Regions from separate parts of the Mus musculus genome. Here region 1 is linked to region 2. Evidence: chromatin loops called from intact Hi-C (ENCODE). Cell type or tissue: heart. All regions are shown on one strand. Links, peaks and the distances in the headings refer to the core of each region. The heading gives the core; the rest is flanking DNA.

Region 1 (9,945 bases), core at 961-8,960, 260 kb before region 2:
TTGGCCAGCCAGCCCCGCTGTTGTTAACAGAAAAGGTCAAGTAAAATTAAAAGGGAAAATACCTCCAATATCCCTTGCTGTCTTGCCAATAGCCCCCTGGGTCTCCAGTAGGCAAGACTGGGCACATGAAAGGCTTGCCAGGAGCCCTCAAAGGAGGTTATTTCAAGTGGTCCAGCAAATGCAATATCCAGAGAGGGCAGGCAGTCTTAGCTGGAAATTGAAAGCTGGTTCCTGAGCCCTAATCAGAGGGGGCGGGGGGGGGGGGTGAGAGAGAGAGAGAGAGAGAGAGAGAGAGAGAGAGAGAGAGAGAAAGCATATGCTATCTACAGATTAACAAGGCTGAAGGACTTGCCTCGTGACTGGCCACATTCCTGAATTTGTTGGAAAGAAATAACCTACACACCATACCTGGCTACCTCAGCATGAGAAGGCTTTTCCTTCCAATTTTGCTGCTTGACCAAATGGAATGGTTGTTGCTCTGGTTGCATATAGTATAGCTATTGTCTCATCTCTCTCTCTCTCTCTCTCTCTCTCTCTCTCTCTCTGCTCTACAGATGCCCACAGTGTGTGGCCTTCTGGGGATTTTGAGAGCTATATGGGGCTCTGAGGAGCAGCAGGCACCATCTGAAAGGTGTGTTCAGCCAAAAGCACATATCACGAGTGTGTCTCTGTGTGTGTGAGTATAAGTTTGAGTGTGTGTAAAAGTGTGGATGTGTGCATGGGTGTGTGCGAGTGCACGGTGGTACTTTCTATGCCTCTTCAAGGAACAGAGACCAGGCTTCCTTTTGGCAGGAAAGCTACTCTAGATCTTCGGAATCACTGGCAGCCCTAGCCCCATACCCCATCTTTGCTTCCTCTGAGACAGGATAAAATGGAGAAGAAATATTGCCATTTAGTCAAAACCCAACTATTGACCTGGTTGTTCTGGATGCTGCCATCTTGCTTGGTCACCTTCTAGGTTGGCACTCCATGTAGGGTGTGTTCAGATGTGCCCAAATCTGCAATATTCACGAGACAGGCTTGACTTCAGCAGCAGGATTCACACTGTTTTGCACTGCAGAAAGTGTTTCCTTGGTGCCTGATCAGGTGGAGCATGGCAGAGATGTGATTCTCTATGTGTGTGTGTGTGTGTGTGTGTGTGTGTGTGTGTGTGTGGTGTGTGTGTGTGTGTGTGTGTGTGTGTGTAGGTTGAAATTGGTGGGGGGGGGGAGGAGGTCAATTTGCTAGTTTTGAAAGGTTCATTGAAATATGTTAATAAGATAAAATGAAAATCGTTTGCAAATTAGACCTTAAACTTTCTCACAAAAATTCATCTTTTAAAGAACAACCATTAATGGGCTTCTGTTACCAATATTTTCTATAGAGCATTTTTTTACCTGATTTGTTCTAATCGAGCTTCATGAGTGATATGTTCCTATTCAAGTGTAGCACTTTTTTTTTTTATTTACACATTTTGACATTTCTCCTGGGAGTATAGTGTGTCAGGACAAGAGGCAAGTGCCCGCCCGTTTTAGGAGCAGGTTCTTATAACAACAGCCCCATTCCTAGGAGCCTCACTCAAGCAGAAAGAATCCGTTTCTGTTCGTTAACATTTTTTGAGCCAGAAAATTAAAAACAAATATTTAACTTCCCAATTTGGAATTCAGGTGGGCATTGACGGCTAAACTTTTGCAATGCATACTCAATGAACTAAACACAATCTTTACTAGCCAAATAAAACTCCGTTCCCATGGTTCAAAAACAAGTTAGAATACGCCAAAGAATGGATAAAATTCATGGAGAATGTCCATGGTGGGTGCTGACATGTTTGAACTTGGCCAAGAGACAGCTTTTGGACACTGCTCGATTCAGAGGCATTGATACATCTAATAAAGCTATATTTAGAACAGATAAGTGCTAAATAAACATGGACACTGACAAACTTATGGCTTTCATTTTTTTCTCTTCCAACGCAGCTTTTACAGTTCACCACAACCATGGTGGAATGACAAAGCTTCCTGAGAATGCTCTTATATGGGGCTCTCCACCTGACCACCACTTCCCCTGTGCAGGATGCCAGTTGGAAGCAGGAATTGAATCCACCAGAGTCCATCCATTGTTGTGAGCTCCTGGTTCTGGTGCTATATTCTTGTCAGTTCTCTTATTTCTCCAGTATTTCTCCTATATCTCGTCAGCACACAATTAACATCTCTGATAGTTCTCTCCCCAACAAAAAATAAATCTGTAAAATTTATCTCTAGATAAATCTCTAGAGCCAGGTACCTGAGGTTCAAGGCTGATAAGGAGCTCGGATTCCTGAATTTGGCATCCACTGAGCAGCACCTCCAGCTATCAGCTTCTCAACCAGCGAGGTCCCTGCAGAAGCATCCTCAGCTGAGTCCAGAACCTGATTTCCACTGATCATTCAAATATGGGTCCTTGTGTCATGACTACTGAACTGGAAGCTGCTAGTACCCAGGTCGATAAAGGCACAAATCCAATGGTCTTGTTAGCCGTGTCTGTGAGTTGGGCATGGGAAAGCACTCGAGCGCACACACACACACACACACACACACACACACACACACACACACACACAGGTCCAGATCAGTAAAGTAAGGCAGGAAAGTTCAAGTTCAGATAAGAGGAGCAATCCATGTATGGGTTACCCTCTCCAGCTACTCAGGCCCAGCAGCTGGAACACCAGAGCCTTCCTTTTCCAGAGAGTCCATAGCTTAAAGGTCAGGAAGAGATAGAAAAGACAGGCCTTTTTAAAGCCTTTGGAAACAACTAACTTTTAAATGAGCCTCTACTATGTAACCAGAATAGAGTTTAGACCAAAGAGGTCCTGGTCTCATCCTATTTCCTAGAAGATAACAGAGCCTAGAGCTCTGAGCCTTAGCAATATACTAAATTATCGATTAGTTTTTAAAGAGGCACCCAACCATGAATTAGCAACCCACACCATTAAAATGTGGGATCAGCAATATTTGGTTTTGCAGAGCCCATTACTTCTTACACACACACACACACACACACACACACACACACACGTCTATATTAAATATGGAAAAGAAAAAGAAATTGGAAAGAGAAACAAAATATTTGGCTCTCTCTCTCTCTCTCTCTCTCTCTCTCTCTCTCACTAACAAAATTGTTATTAACACTTTTCTCAAATCACCCAGAGAAAGCCACAGGAATGTTCTGCCCAGGAATCCTGCAGCTTCTCTTTGCCGGGCAAAGAAACACAGGCAAAACCACACTCAGTTCAAACAAACCTGTGTCTCCCACAGCAAGGAGACCGGCTGTCTGGGATCTGACAACCCTGAAGACCCTGTCTGTTGCAGCTTCCCGGGAATCTGACAGTCTTGGGGTGGGGGGTGGGGGGATCACCTATCTACATTTACAGAAAAAGACACTGAGTCTGAAAGCTAAAAGGGAATCCTCCTGCCTCTCACTTTCTCAGCAGTTCCTCAGAAGGGGAAACTTTGATCAACCTGCATTTTCTTCTCCTGTGGAGCTGAGCTTCCCACAGACCCACATTCCACTCCCAACCAGAAAGGCAAAAACATTCCATTTTAGAATGGGTTTTGTCCCTTTAGTTTTCAGCCTAGAGAAAACCTTCAGAAAGCCACAGACAGACTTGATAGCTTCCAAATGCTTTCCGAAACGTCCTTGGCTACTCGGGGAGCTAGCTACAGCCCTCTGCCCCGAAAGTTAATTGCAAACTTAAACGATTATAAATTCTCTCTTGCCTCGCCCCAAAGACATTGTGTTAATTTATAACACGCGCAAGAGCCTGATTAACAAACCCAGACTAAATTTACATGTGGCAGAAAGCAACAGATTTAGTTTTAAAATAATAAACGAAGCAGATTTTTGCCAATTCTTCTCTCCCGAGGTTTGATGATCTATGATCCCTGCTCATAAGTTTTTAAACACCCGACTCTGCCTGGATATTTTTTTAAAAAAATGAATCGATTTGTAGTCCTAGCTGCGTTTGCCTGTGGGGAAGGCGGCCGCGTTTGCAGACACCTCAGCAGCGGGAGCGGGGTGTCCTTCTATCAAAGAGTCGCCAGGGGGCAAGAAGCGTTAACAAAGGCTGCGCTTGGCGCACTTCCTTTATCTACCCGTGCGTGTCACACCGTACAGGGCGAGATGTCATTTTGCAAGGTTATAGTCTCCAATCCCACACAGCCTTCTGGCTCATCATTTACCTCTTGGGCACAAACAAACAGCCTCTTTAAATAAAACCAGAGAAGGGAAGCAGATACCTGTGTACAATTAAAATCACAAAAGCAAGCCAGAGCGTACTGAACCTTGCTGGTAATCCGACTTACCTTGCTCGTACTTCGGCCTAATCCTATTTTCTCCTCTCTCTACAATGAATCTGCAAGGCCACGTTTTTTCCTGTTCTTCCAGAGGGTAGTTACCTAGGTGGTTGGGCTGAGGGGTGCTGACCCCCAAAGTGAAGAGATGCTCGGTGGGCAGGCTTCCTGTCTGCCGGGCCTGGAGGTCCCAGTGCAGAGGCTGCTGTGCCAGACAGAAAGCAAACGAAATCACTCAAGGGAAACTTGGCTGGAGACAAAACACATTCAATTTCCTGACGACCTCGCTTTCTCTACCGAATTATTTGCTTTTACAAAGACACATTAAACAAATTAAACACCATCACCACCACCCCCAAAAGGAGTTCTCTGGCTCAGAAAATAGCTTCGCTTAAAAAGGGCGGGCATAGTAATAATAAGAAGAAATGAAAGAAAACAACACGTCAGGTCGTTAAAAGAAACTCTTTTTGACACCTCAAATCCTGGCAAATTTGTAACGTCATCCTTCGTACGCAGCTCAAACAATGGGACCCTGTGCTAATGTCAGCGACAGTCCAGAAAGCTAGCACACAGCTTATGTGGGAATATTTTCACACCTTCTCCTTCCAAACCTCAGCCCCCCCCCCCCCCCACCTCTCTCCCGGGGCTGATCCAGGTTTCAGCCTGGCCCCTCCAGATAAGTCTGGAAAAGGAGATTTGTTCTGAGGTGGGTGGGGTGAGGCGCGGCGCACAGCGGGGAAGGAGCCAAATATTGCTACCTTTGTATTTTAGGGTTTTATTTCTTTACTATCCCCCCCTCAGCTCTCACCTCCCAGTATCGTTTCTCTTTGAAATGTCATGAACTTGGCGCTTTCAGACCAAACCTCCGGGCTCAGGCCTGAGACAATGGGATTGTCAGAGGGCCAGCGCCAGCTTTTTCTGCGTGTTCACAGAGCGTTAAGCCTTTATCCCACGAAATGGCTCCGTGTGACCAGGTCAGACAAAAGCCAACCTCTGTCTTCCTCTCTGAGGGGACCTGGGCTGAGCCCCGTGTACTGAGTGGTGCTGCTCTGGGGAGGGGCTAAAGGCCGCTGAGCCGGGTCCCTGGCGCAGTAGCCTGAGCAGGGCAAGGCTGCCGGTCTGCCTTCTTTCACCCAGACTCGGTGGACAATTGTTTCGGAGCTCCTGGCTCCAGTGTCTCTCCCCTAAGGCCGGTGCACTTGGTCCATTCAAACCGGCAAAGGGTGCACTCGCGCTACTCTGTAGCCTCTGTCCCGGGGATACACTTCTCCAGCATCTGACCTTCTCCACCCGCATGCCCCGAGGCCATAGGTCCTGGGTGTGTTGGGCATGGTGGGGTGGGTGAACCATGGTGCTTGTGTGGACCACTAACACCACACACAGGAACCATGAGCTTGTCTGTGTGTGCACGGGTGGTTTCAGTGTGCCTGTGGAAGGGGCTGGACGAGTTGGCTGAAGGATGAACCTGTTTTGGACTCCCATGGATCTTACTGGGACTTCGGGAGTGTGGGTCCCGCGCGGTGAGTGACTGGGGCTCTCAACAGCTCTCTTCTACAAGCTCTCAGTTGAGTGGCAAGGGCAGGGACCAGAGCGTGTGTGAAGTGTGGTCTGTGCATAGGGTGGGGCACTGGGGTCCCACTGCAGCATCAGGGACTGCACTGGCCAGGCCTTTGGGCATTGCACCTTCTAAGTGCAAAGTAGACAACAAGGGCAGGAACAAAATGGAGGAGGTTGCTCACAAACTCTAAAGGATGGGGACCCTAACAAGGGGAAATAGGATATTTCTTCCAGGCTGCTCCGAATTGAAATCCCTATAGGGAGGGAAGAAGATGGTGACCCTGGAATATTTACAAAGACAACAGGGTTCCCTAACTAAGGCAGACTAAGGTTTCACTGAGAGCTGCCCAGGATTTTGAGTTGGGGGTGAGGAAGGAGTTGATTGCCTGGGAGGCCAGGCTCCTCAGTTTGCACTTTCTTTCCTGCCTTGTGCAGGTTAGAGCTAGAAGGACAGACAGAGCTAGAAGGACAGACAGTACCTGAGCTTGTCTAGTTCTCACACCAGGAGGAGGAGGGTGGGGGGAGAGCAGGACTCCTGCTCCTGCACCCTAGCTTCCCAGAGTAGGTCCTGCAACTTGTGAGGTCAGTTGGCTTCCTCCTTTGCAGGTGGGAAAGCTCTTCTCTACTCTGAGCAACCAACCCTTAGCTCCAGGCTGCATGAGCTGTTTCCCCCCCCCCCCCCCCCGACACACAGGAGGGCACCTAACTAGTAGCCTGCATGGCTCTTTGGCTGAGAGTTGATGACCTAGCTGAGGAGCTACCAACAACAACTGGCTAGTCCCTTGTCAGAAAGACCCAGGAACCAGCTTTCCTCAAAGCTTTAAGGTAGAAGCACCCAGGGACCCTGAGGTTACCTGGTGATGTTGACTTCACCCTGGCAAGGGAGGCTAGGGGCTCTATTGTTTTTAAGTGTTCAAAAACCATGGACGCAGAGTTTTTTTTTTTTTTTTTTTTTTTTTTTTTTGCCTTGTACCTGGCCATCTGTGCTATGTTGGGCAGCCAGTGCCCTCTACTCTTTTGTGAGACCCTGGTCACTGTCCCCCTGTTGCTCCTCCCTCTTCCTATGTCCAGGGTAGGACTTCTGGCACCTCCAGGATCCTTACAGACAGTCTGCAGGAGCTACAAACCAGCCTTGCCTTCTCCATGCCAATGGCATGCTCTACAGACCATACTTCTTGTTTCTCTGTTCCCTGGTAGATGGAGCCTCCCACAGCCTCAGGCTGTAGGTGCTTTAGAGGAAAGTAAGGCTTTCCTGGCCAGGTTACTTCCCAATCATAAAGGATTCACCAATGAATTAAGCCTTTTGCCTAGGAATTGCCAAGATTTAACATAGGGAAGCAGAGATTCAGAAACCCCTTTCTAATCTCCATTCCATGGGCAGGGAACAGGAAAGCAGTTTGGTCACAATATGTAAGGAAAAATGTAGATTAAGTCCCAGACAGATGATCTCCGATCCAGAGCACACTCAAGTTTCTAGCAGGTGTGTGCTGGGTCCAGGTGCTGCTTCAATGCCTTAAGTCACAGGCAGACTTCGGGCTGTGGGCAGCCTGCTGAGGCACAATCGGAACAGCACATCCTTGCCTCCCAAAGACTTGGCTGGGCTTTCATGGCTTCTGTGGCCTTGGTTGCTATTTCTTCCCCTTCTAGAATCTTCGTGCTCAGGGCTCACCCTGATGAAAACAGACAATGATGGAACTGTTTAGGGATAATGAGCCTGGTTTTGTGTAGCAGCTGAATATGAATGTATAGGGATCCATGACCATTGCAACTAGTAGGCAGCAAGTACTCTGAGCCAGGTGCTGCTCCACACACTTGCAAACACACCTCTGATTTTATCATGCACCAGTGAGGGAGATGCCAGGTGCTGCTCCACTCCGCGACAGGGATGAGAATCACCTAGGAGGTGCACCCAGGACTCCGGGACGTCTGTGAGGGTTTCTAGAGGTGTAACTGAGGAGAGAAGCCACTCCCTGAATGTGGGCAGCACCATCCCAGGGCAGAGGCCTGAGCAGAATCAAAAGGAGAAACACAGTGGATCCTCAGCACCCTTGCGTTGACCATAGATGGAGTATGGCCAGCTGGCTCACACTGCTGCCACCTTCCTGCCCATGATGGGGGAGCTAGAATAAACCCTTCTTCCCCAAGTTGCTTCTCATGTATCTTCTTTTATTCTTGAGCATATCATACATGCATACAATTAAATATGATCATATCTGTCTCCATTTCATCCCTTTCAACTGTCCCCACTCTGGGTGAGGAGTTACCTCCACGAGCACAGGTGATTCAAGAGGTAAGGGGGCCTTAAAAATTCTGTAAGTTTCAAAAACTTCCTGAGACTTTTGAGTTGTGTTCATTTTCTGAGTCTAGGAAAATTCATTTACTTTTTGAGTCTTATATGGTTCCTCCTTCTTGAAGGAGGGAAAAGTCCCTTTCTGAGAAATAGCAACAAAAGGGATATACTCCTCTACCCAAATTAAGAGCCCCGTGGAAGCCACATACAGTCCACGCTGCTGGACTAGGAGCAGGACTAGGTGAGCCCTAGTCTGGCAGGGAAGTTTAAACCAGCTTCTTTAAGAGCTTGTTAGCTCCAGGCACTTGGCATTTCTTGTCTGAAGAAGCAGCTGTACTCCTACCAGCATGGGCTTTCTGTGGGGTGCTGCTGCTGTGGCCAGAGGGTCAGTTTAGTTCTGTTTAATCTGCCTGCTGTGCTTCATCCATGCCCTCAGTCTGAGCCTGTTAGTCCAAGGCTCCTCAGGCCAAGAGGCCACTGGATGGGAAGATGTGCAGTGGTGTTTACTTGAACTATAAAGTAGATTAAGATAGAAGTAAAAAGCATAAGCCCATTGTCTACAATAAAGGTAGAACTTGGGCCCAGTGAAGCTTTGGCATCATTGGCAGAGTGTGAAGAGGGGTGCTGTGGAGTTCTGTGATGGAATGAGACTTTCCTCTGACACTTCTGAGGTTCAGACATCATGGCCATCAGGCACCGTGGCCATCAGGCACCGTGGGATGGCCTTCGCCCTGCTCAGCATAGCCCATTGTACAGAAGAGGACACAGGGTACAGTGATTTCCCATTGTGTGCTCATTGACTCGTCTCACTGCTCTCACTGAGCCACACCTGTGCTACTTAGGATGGCCTGAGGTTTTTATTCTGGTTAGGAAGGCAAAAGCACCCTCAGGAAGGCAGGAGAAAGGAGGAGAAGGGGATAAAGGATGTCCTGGTACAATGGAGTTTGCTAGCCAGGTGGGAGTTCCAGAAAGGGAGGGAGGCCTGGCCTCCCTTAGGGCAGAGGATGCCCTCTGCAACAGGGACACATCTGTCCATCTGTTAGTCTCACTGTTAGATCGTAGAAGCCTTGGTCCTTATCTGAGGGCCCTCACTGCCCCTACCAGCTGCTTGTGACCCCAGAAATAGCTGCCAACGGTAGAAATGGTTGCCACCCTCTTCTTTTCCCCAGACTCTCTGTGTCCTCCTGTGTCTAGTCCTCTAGAAATGCCAGTACACCCTGGTTCCATGGTCACTGTCCTCACCTACATCCATCAAGAAGGTGTCCCCGCAACAAGTTGATAGAGCCCTGGTGACTTATTGGGGGGGGGTCCTTAGCCTCAACACCTCTTAAAAGAAGGAGGAGAGAAAGGAAGAAAGGAAGAGGGAGGGAGGGAGGGAGGGAGGGAAAGAGAGAGGAGAGAGAAAGAGGGAGGGAGAGAGGAAGAGAGGAAGGGAGAGAGAGGGAAAGAGAGAGAGGGAGGGAAAAGGGAGAGAGAGAGAAGAAGAAGAAGAAGAAGAAGAAGAAGAAGAAGAAGAAGAAGAAGAAGAAGAAGAAGAAGAAGAAGAAAAAGAAGAAGAAGAGAAGGAGGAGGAGGAGAAGGAAGGAAGGAAGGAAGGAAGGAAGGAAGGAGAAACCAGGCTCTTGACTCCATTAATTCAGTACCAGTTTTAAAACAGGAGAAGAACACAAGTCATGTGGTCTGGGGATGATTTGCAAATTTCTTGCACCTCCACCTCTTTGAGCCTGATAAATATTTGACTCAGGGCTGGACTGCCAGGCTGTGGTGCCTGGTGCTCTCTGCAATCTCCCT
Region 2 (9,945 bases), core at 630-8,629:
GGTTTCACCTTATTCACACATACTGAGTTCTAAACCATTTCTAATCTTCTGAACTGTTATGAGAGGTGGGCCCACTGTTTGTGATTTCTGATGGCCTCAGTGTGTTTCATTTCAGACTGTCCCTGAAGTGGCAGTTCTACACAGCTTTGGAGGACAATTGTGTAATTGGAAAGTGTCAGGATTACTGATTGACTTGGTGTGGTGGTTACTTTTTTTTTTTTTTTTTTTTTTAAAGATTTATTTATTTATTATTATATGTAAGTGCACTGTAGCTGTCTTCAGACACACCAGAAGAGGGAGTCAGATCTTGTTACGGATGGTTGTGAGCCACCATGTGGTTGCTGGGATTTGAACTCTGGACCTTCGGAAGAGCAGTCGGGTGCTCTTACCCACTGAGCCATCTCACCAGCCCCGTGGTGGTTACTTTTATGTCAACTTAGCACATGCTAGAGTCATTTTGTAAGAGTGGGTCCTAACTTAGAAAATGTTCCTACCAGAATGGCCTGTGAATAAGCTTCCTGGGCATCTTCTTGATTGATGGTTAATATGAGAGGGCCCGGCACACAGTGAGGTGGTGCTACTCTGAGCTAATGCTCTTGGAAGGAAGCAGGCTGAGATTAAATTAATCCAATAAATCTTTCCCTGGATTTCTTTTTTGTCATGGTGTTTTGTAACATCAGTAGAAACCTTAACTAAGGCACTTGGATCAGAAGCCACAGTATCAGTTACATACCAGAGGTATATAAACTGGTTCTCATTCATTCATTCATTCATTCATATATCCTTCCTCCCTCCCATTCTCCCTTTCCTCCCCTTATCCCATCAGATGTCATATAAACATAATTTCTAGTTTATAATCCAGGAAATTTTGAAGATCACTTAAAAACATGTTTAGATATACTTCTAGGTGTTGAATCATCTTTATCTGAAATGGGAAGGGTAGGACCAGAGTTTTTCAAGTTTCAGAGTTTTCTAGTTTGGGGAATGAATAACCTGGATTTTACCCATTGAGTAACCTTAAGCCAAAATTTGAAATCTGCAACATGAAACTTTGAGACTTAGAAAGTTACTGATTTTTCAGACTAAGGATGCTCAAATTGTATGTGCCAGAATATGCTGAGGAACAGAACTGAAACTGGAGTGCTCACACTATGCTCTTACGTGTAAAGAATGTTACATACAATGCACATGATGTGTTTCATTGACTTCATGGTAGAATGGGCATGTCTGTTAGAACTCCTTATTCAGGCTTCTTAAATATCAGCATGGTAACATCGTGTGTAGATAGAAAAAGCTTTTTTGTATTTTATCAAAGTGACGATGTTAAAAAATCCTCTCAGAGCATCAGAGTAGTGATGTGTCTAGCTAGTACCATTTTTGTGTTTGTGTTCTGAGGATGGGCAAGTATGTTTTACATATTCACAGGTTCCTCATTATTGACTGTGCTTTGAGGAGAAGGTATCTTGACGTCTTTTTTGGTAGCAAGAAACTTCGGTTGCCTCAGCTTCACTTGACATAGCTAATGTGATCTGTGGGGATTTCTGTTCTATATCTTTCAATAAATCCTAATGCTTTATTTTGAGAAAGATATAATGCTTACATTTCAAACCTCATTTTAATGCCATTTTTAGCTAATAGGCTTACATGTTTGTGGTAAATGGGAGTGTTTGTTTTGCATTATTCTTATTGTGCACCCAGGTTCAGGCTTGCTCTCTCGATCCCTCCCTCCCTCCCTCCCTCCCTCCCTCCCTCCCCTCCCCTCCCACCACCTGTGTGTTTTGTGTGTGGGTGCACATGTATAGGCCAGAGGTTGATGCTGGATGTCTTCCTCAGTCACATTTCTATCTTAGTTTCTCAGGGTTTATAACTAAATCTGGAACCATTTTAGCTAGTCTGATTCATTGAGTCCTCCTGCTTCATTTCCCCAGCATTGGGCTCCTAGCCTAGGTCTGTGCTTCCACAACCTGGGTTTATATGCATGCAGAGGGTTGGAACTCAGGTCTTGATGCTTAGGAAGCAAGTTCCATTGAGATATCTCCCCAACTCTAAAGTACATTTTTACATTTGTTTGTTGTGTCCGTGTGCTTGTGTGTAAGGTGCATGTAAGGAGGTCAGAGGACAGTTTGCAGGGGTCATTTTTTTCCTCTACCATGTAGGTTCTGGTAGTCAAACTCAGGTCATCAGGTTGGATGTGAGACACTTTGCACCCACTGCCATCTTGCTGGCCTTAGAGCAAACATTTAAAGGCAACAGAAAAAAGTATTTTTTGTGCTATAAAATGGAGTCACATTTAGGGAGAATAGCTAAAATTAATAATAAAACAATAAACAAAAACATTAAGAGGTTTGCATTTATGAGGAAGATTGTTTTCTAAATTTTATTTTTAATTATATATGTACATGTATATGTACATGAGAGTACAATGCTAACAGAGGTCAGAAGAGGACATTGGATCTCTATAGGTGGAGTTACAAGTGATTATGAGCTGCTTACAGTCATCATGCTAGAAACCAAACTCAGGTCCCCTGTGACAATAGAAAGCATTCTTAACCACTGAGTTAAGAGTTTAAGAGTTGAGAAATACTGGGTTATTTCTCATGGATGAGGTGATACTACATGAAAAGAATTTGATATTTATTATTTCATTTTAGAGCACTTTGTGCTCTTTTTCTTCTTTGAGTAGCAGTTCCTTTGATACAGATTTTAGCTGTCTCAGCGACTACACTAAAGGACAGTGAGATGAGGTCCTTTTCCTTCATCTCTCAGTTCTGCTAGTAAAATACACTACTGAGAATGAGCGAGTTTGTTGGTTAGTTTCGTTTTCTTTGGGTGCTTTGTATAGAACGTAGGGCCTCACTTTGGTGGGAGAGGAACACTATAGCATTGAGCTGTAACCCATCCTGAAAGTAGTTATTATATAAGAGAATCAGCTATATCATTTTTCTTTTAATAATTTGATTTCTTAAAACTAATGTTCTTCTGCTATCTCAGATTGCTCACTTTTGTTAAGGCACAAATTGAATTTTTTTTTTTCTATTTTTGAAGTAAATCGCCTCATAGCTGTTGATTAGGGTTGTGTGAAGTAGATAACAAATAATAGCATCTTTCACAAATGCCATGGATGTCCAAAATAGACATTGTCTTTTGGATTTCTGAAAGTGAAAGTCAACAGTTATGTAGATTTGAATAAGTCTTGAGGCAGTGTTATGGCTCTCTAGTTATATTAAAATCCTGAATTAATTTTTTGATGCTGCATTTTGATTCTTGATTAATGGCAAATCCCTTTTTATGGAATATCATTTATATTTACATATAGATATTTATCTTCATCTATGTGCATACTTAGGCAATAGAAAGAAGTAGGCTGACCACAGGAATAATTGCTAAGTTTGGGATTATGTGTATGTTTTGAAGCCTACATGGTGTTTTTCATCTTGTTTTTCATTGTTCTTTAGGGCCCTCCAGAATTTCCACAGCACACACCTGGACCTGTTCCCAACAGTTTTAACCAGCCACCTAGACTTCCTCTCCAGGACCAGTGGAGAGCCCCACCCCCACCTCAGGAACGAGACCCTTTCTTCTTAGGAGGTACATGAAGGGATGTAATGGGCACAGGATGAAGTGACAGAAGCTGCATTGAATGATGTACCTATGCAGTTACTGCTAAAACAGAATTTGCCTCCCACTAGAAGATGTATTACAGTGATTCTACCAGTCATCTCAGTGGCTAAAATTAAACAGTAATTGGATCTGAAATATGACAGTCTTTTACAAAGAAGGCATGGTTTATAGAAAACAGCTCACAAAATCATGCCAGGATAGCTAAATCTAGGACTCTTTATAAAATACGACACTAACACTTGAAAATAGTGAGGCAGTTCCTGAAAACACTCATTGTAAATGTCACTTACTTCCTTGGATAGAGGTATGCGAGAAGAGCATAACCTAAGCTGTATGAATACAGGGCTTGGGCTGAGCTCAGAGCATTTCTTTCTCTGTGTAGGCCTGAGCCTGAGGCTTCTAACCTCTCTGTACAGTCTGATCTTCCAAGCTGACTGTAGATCTGCCGTCTTGTGCTTCTGGCTGAATGGCTCTACTTGGCCTCATAACTAACTTTGGCAATGCATTCTAATCTTCTGGCTCTTTCTCACTCTCTGTCTTGTTCTGTCTTTACCTGTGTCTAGCTTGTTCTCTCTGCAGTCTGTCTCTTCAAAAAACTGCCACACACTCACCACCCACTTTCCTCCTCAGTGCTCTTAAATAACCTGTCTTTCCTGTCTGTTCTTTGTGAGTTGAGTGTATCCTGTCTCTCACTCATTCTGTCAGTCTTTCTCTAATCCATCACTTTGCCCCTCAATTAGATGTCACTTTCAAAACATGGCTGCTCCATTCTACACACTAACCTCCTCTTCATTTTTAGGGATTAAAGGTGTGTGCTAAGGGTGTGTCCATACTCTAGCCAGGTCCTACTGTAATCCAGTAGGTATCAGCATTCTGGAGAGACCCTGCCTTAGCATGTGATCCTATGCCACAGCAGCCATGTTGCTGGATTAAACTTCCTCTATAGCGTATCTAAGAAGTGTTTCTAACTTGAAGGTAATGAATCACTATTCAGTTTCAGGTGAACCAAGATTCCCCAGTCATCTTTTTTTGGAACAGCGAAGTCCTCCTCCACCGCCGCCTCCTCCCACGCTCCTGAACAGCAGCCATCCTGTTCCTACTCAGAGTCCCTTACCGTTCACTCAGCCTGGACCAGCTTTTAATCAGCAAGGACAGCAGCCAGTGTTCCCTCGAGAGAGGCCTGTAAGACCAGCCCTGCAGCCCCCAGGCCCAGTGGGGATCCTGCACTTTAGCCAGCCAGGGTCAGCAACTGCCAGGCCTTTCATTCCTCCTAGACAGCCATTTCTACCCAGCCCGGGACAGCCATTCCTGCCTACACATGCACAGCCTAACCTTCAGGTATGCACATGAGCTAGCCTTGAAGGAAACCATGCCTCTATGGTGCTAAGTCTTTGTGTTTCATGAAAGAGAAGTTTCGGGTTTTGTTTCTGCTAACTTACAGTTATGTAAATGATAGGAGTAGTAGTCTTAAGTATACTGTTCATATAGCCAGCTCTTTTGGACAGTATTGTTTACTTCCTTAATACTAGGAAATGTGATAAAGTGATTCTTGTTTTCTAGGAACTGAACTTGGAATTTTAAAAGCGATGTAAGACCACTAACATTTAAAGTATTTAAAGCCCTGATAGTTTATCTTGTGTAATGCTTTTTTAGCATCCTATTCCTGCTCAGGAGAAACAATGGCCTTTCTTGGTGGGGAGAAAAAGTGTGCTCTTTCTCACTCTTTATATGACAGACTTGTGCGCCCTCTGCTGGTAGGCATTTACTGGCCAGTATAAGAATTGTGACATTTTTCCTATCATTCATATATATATCTTAATTATCAAGATGTATAGTGATCACGTGAGTTGCAAAGGTATTCCTTAATTCCAGAACTTGGGAAGTATTGTGTACTCAAAAAAGGTGGAGGGAGAGTTGGTAATAATATACTTGTCTCAACTATTTGGATACCCAGAGAATACAAGAATGTCTATTTAGAGACTAGAAAGATGGCTCAGTCATTAAAAGCATTTGCTGCCTCTCCAGAGGATGGGATCCAATCCCCAGCACATACGGGGTGGCTCACAATCATTTGTAACTCGCGTCCCAACGGATCCAAAGTCTTCTGGCCTTGGTAGGCATCAGACATGCCCAAGGTACATAGACATACATTCACCTAAAACATCCATACACATAAATAAACTATTGAAAAGTATATCTAAGCTGGCAGATAGCATAGCAGGTAACAACGCCTGCAGTCAAGCCTGATCACCTGAGTTTGAGCCCTGCAGCTTACATGATGGAAAGACAGATCTGACTCTAGCAAGTTATCGCCTCGGGCACATGTTCATGTTCATACTTATATACTCACATATATACATAGCTAGTCAAGCAACACGTAAATGACATAAAATTAAAAAGAATATACATTTAAGCTAGAAAGAAAAGATAACTATTTACAGTGTTCAAAACGGGTTAAATATTTTGATTTTTTAAAAATAAAAATAGAAATAATTTCTCCTTTGTTATAGAAATATTAGAAGATAGGTGAATCTAAAGAAATTAATAATTCCGTTACCATACAGCAGTTGCCGCTATGAACATGTAGTTGGAAAGCCTTGTGTCCTTGTGTCTGTACTTTCCCCTTGTAGACCCTTTGAGCATGCTGGGGGAGGTTGCCATTTATGATGACGCATATGCTTAGGCGAGCAAAGGTAGTGTAGTGTCAGCAGCCAATTGCTGCATTTATGATGGTGTTAGTTCTCCACATAAGCTTGTTCTCATGCTGGGTTTTTAAGGAAACCATTGCATTGAGATCTCCCTAGCACATTTATTAATAAGCTGTTGTTTCTCTTTCTTTTGTAATGGAAGGGACCCTTGCATCCTCCGTTGCCACCACCTCATCAACCACAGCCCCAGCCGCAACAGCCCCAACAGCAGCCCCAGCATCACCAGCACCAGCCGCCCCTTCAGCCTCCCCTCCAGCCTCCACACCAGCCTCCCCCACAGCATCAGCCTCCCCCTCAGCATCAGCCACAGCAGCACCAGCATCATCATCACCTTTCTGCTCCTCCCCCTCCTCTGATGCCCATGTCTCAGCCGCAGTTCAGGCCGCATGTACAGACTGCCCAGCCACAGCCCAGCAGCAGTCGGATGCAGTGTACCCCACATCAGGGGCTCCGGCATGTGAGTAACAGATATGGGTTAACTTGCAGGTTTTATGGGACATAATTTTTGAGTTAGATAATTTTTAGAGTATTTTGCAAAAAAAATTTAATTATAGATATTAACTTACCCTTTTCTGAGCCTTGAGTTTTCTGTAGTGATTAGATAGTACTGTCATTCTTTCAGTGCAAGGGGTTTAGCTTTTTATATAGATTATCGGCCCCTGTGGGTCCTGATTCAGAGCTTCCATTCAGTTATAGGAAATTAACTTATATTTGTTGGTGGTGTTACATTTTACATATGGTCTTGTCATCCATTGAAAGGAACTGGGAACTAGTAGGCTGGTATGAGAGTAAGATGTAGCTCCCTTCCATTGTCTTGTCTCACAATATCCTAACACAGTTCCTTTCTATGAGCCTGCGTCTTAGTCCTGTACTTTTATTCTAATAGTTTGAGGAAGTCAGTGAGTTGCTTTGAGCCTGTTTTCCTAATCCTGCCTCTTTATATCGTAATATGACTTGAACAAAACCTTTAAGGGATTTCTAGATAGAGGAGAGGCGTGTGTAGTCCTGTTTCCTTGTTAAGGTGATGCCAGAAGCGCAGTTCCTCTTTGTCTCAGCCATCTCTGATCCTTGACATGTGGGTTCTCTTCTCAGGCATGTCTCTTCTTGTGAAATAACTTTGTGGCACCTTTCTCCTCCAGAAAGCTTTTTATAAGATTAAAACAGAGCGTTGGGTTCTCCTGTTCCATTTTAAACGTAGGTAAAGTAGAAACAATGTGCCATTGATACAGTTGGGTCCTTGAGGCAGGCAGAGTGAGGTGTTATTTATTGCTTGGCCCAGAATGCTGTTAAAAATGTTAGTCCATATAACGAAAAATCACTGGGTTTGACTTTTGTAAGTGGAAGCTGTATCTTTATGGAACTGAGTCCTAAGCATCAGGGCACACAGCAATACACAGCACACAGCATAAAAAGTATTTGCCAAACAGTAAGGGGGTTACCTCTCAGAAAGGAAGGCAGTTATTGATGACAGTGATCACTTGTTGTTTTACTCACTCATAAACTTGTGTTTCTTTTTGTGACAGAATGCAGCATCTCAGAATATAAGCAAACGGCCCATGCAGCAGATGCAACCCACTGCTCCCAGGAACAGTAATCTCCGTGAACTCCCCATAGCACCTTCACATGTTTTGGAGATGAGTGGTAACCGATGCTCCTCTACACCTGTTGCTCAGGTGAAGTCCATTGTCAACACATCCCCACCTTGTAGGGCTGTGGTGTCTTCCAGGAGCTCACAGGGCAATACTGATGCAAAAGCCAAGCCACTTAGTCCTGAAGCTCAACCTAAGGAAGAAGCAAAACCAGAAGCAGAGGTAGGACGCCTTCCCGGGGTGCATTGTCTCTGGAGTAGAGTCCTGAGCACCAGTGTATTCTGCTTAGTGCACTCATGCAAGGATTATATTTGTACAGTTATTGTTGTATTATATAGAATCAATATATATTCAGGTTTAGCAGATGTTTTCTGTAAAAGACCTCCAAGTTCTATAAATGTTCTAGACAATCATAGTTACTTACTTCACCATTGTGGTACAAAGTGCTTTATAATAGTTCTTACAGGAACAGATGCGTTGAATACCAGTAAAACCTTACTCACAAAACCATGTGGTTCTGTGGCTTTACTTATATTTAGTAATTTAGAGTAGGTGTGGGGTAATAAATGTGGATCAGTATTTTATATGATTTTCACTTCTTACAAACCTCAACTTTCTTACCTGTTAAGTGAGGATGAAATAAGGTAGGGTGTACCTGGGAGCTGGGCACAGATAAGTACAGCACATGTTGAGTGGACTGATTATTACGTTGTTCAGTGTAATGATAGCAAGAATTGAGGGAATTCATCCTTCTTAAAAAAACCAGTTAATACTGTTTTAACCTTTTAATTAGGCTTTCATCATTCAGGTTTTTTTTTCTGATAAGTGATTCTGATGGTATTAATTGTATCACATCAAAATTAGGAAGTCAGAATGTTTTGGATGGCATTTAATAGACATATTAAAAGTTTGATATGCGGGTTCCATAATCGGTGCATGAAAGAAGACTAACTCTACTGGACTGAAACGACATGGTTTATAAAGAGCCTTTGTGATCTGGGTCTTGGGTTGCAACCTTGTAATCTCAGCTACTCTGAAGGTAGCCATCTTATCTTCTCTTGAGCTTTTAAGTCGGTGAGACAGACTAAACCTTCAAGTTTAAAATAAAGGCCCAACCTAGTCGGCCATCAGTGGGAGGAGAGGCCCTTGGTCTTGGGAAGATCATATGCCCCAGTACAGGGGAATGCCAGGGCCAGGAAGTGGGAGTGGGTGGGTTGGGGAGCAGGGTGGGGTGAGAGCATAGGGGACTTAATGGGGACTTAACTTAATAGGGGACTCACTTAATCTCAGCTATTCTGAAGGTTAAGTGAGGCAGGAAAATCAGTAGTTCAAGGCCAGTGTGGGCAACTTAGATCCTTCTCAGAATTAAATAATAATAATAATATAATAATGTGATATATATCACTATATATGTGTGTGTGTGTTTTCCCCCTTCCGCAGTGGTAAAGCTTTGGCCAACATTCACAAAACCCTGTGTTCAATCTCAGCAAACCCCTCTCCCCCCAAACCTAAATAAAATGTCCTCCCCTCCCCTTTCTTTTCTTTTCTTTTCTTTTCTTTTCTTTTCTTTTCTTTTCTTTTCTTTCCCCCCATCCCCCAATCTTTTGATAGTGCCTTTGGGTTATATAGCTAGCTTTTTAGTCTGGTTCACATACACATTTCTTTTATAATAACAGTGACTTAATAATAAAAGGAGACCAGGAATTCTGGAAATTTATTACAGGCAGGCAGATAATTTATGAAAGCAAAATAGAAAGTTGACAGATTGCAATGGTATAGGTTGAATGCCTTAATTTGTTTTTGTTTAGTGTGTGTGTGTATGTGTATATGTATACATACATATATACACACACACACATATACATAAATGGAACCAAGCTTATATTTCTCTTCTTTGTAAAGGAATATATTTATTTTGCTTAGCTAAAGGTGACTTACTGACTTGACTTAGATTTATTGAGTTGGTAATGGTACAGTAAAGGATAAATCTAGAGTATTTTTATCTATATCTCTGAACCTACTTTAAC

Evidence for each region. A loop is a pair of places that touch in the nucleus more often than their neighbours do. Peaks named below come from ENCODE experiments on the same cell type or tissue, not always from the same donor. Only the 100,000 strongest peaks of a DNase experiment are listed, where the experiment ranks them.
Region 1: it touches region 2 in a loop (9-fold over the local background); 10 of 42 quality-filtered maps call a loop at or near these places.

The regions. Positions count from the first base shown.
Region 1 is chr5:28,119,173-28,129,117 of GRCm38, forward strand. It overlaps Gm35223 (a long non-coding RNA gene), which reads right to left and starts at 4,743. Exons shown (of 3, transcript XR_880905.2): 1 at 4,320-4,743. It overlaps Gm35055 (a long non-coding RNA gene), which reads left to right. Exons shown (of 3, transcript XR_389791.3): 2 at 555-631; 3 at 1,956-2,480. In heart, for the core only: a CTCF peak has its summit at 4,057; a DNase peak (open chromatin) is centred at 4,069; H3K4me3 peaks cover 542 bases; H3K27me3 peaks cover 7,267 bases.
Region 2 is chr5:28,383,032-28,392,976 of GRCm38, forward strand. Rbm33 (RNA binding motif protein 33) reads left to right here. Exons shown (of 19, transcript NM_028234.1): 11 at 3,456-3,588; 12 at 4,616-4,959; 13 at 6,472-6,786; 14 at 7,853-8,140. Among named protein-coding and RNA genes, the nearest start is that of Rbm33, 71 kb to the left of the region's middle. In heart, for the core only: a CTCF peak has its summit at 5,384 (motif pointing left); no DNase peak of the experiment used is centred there.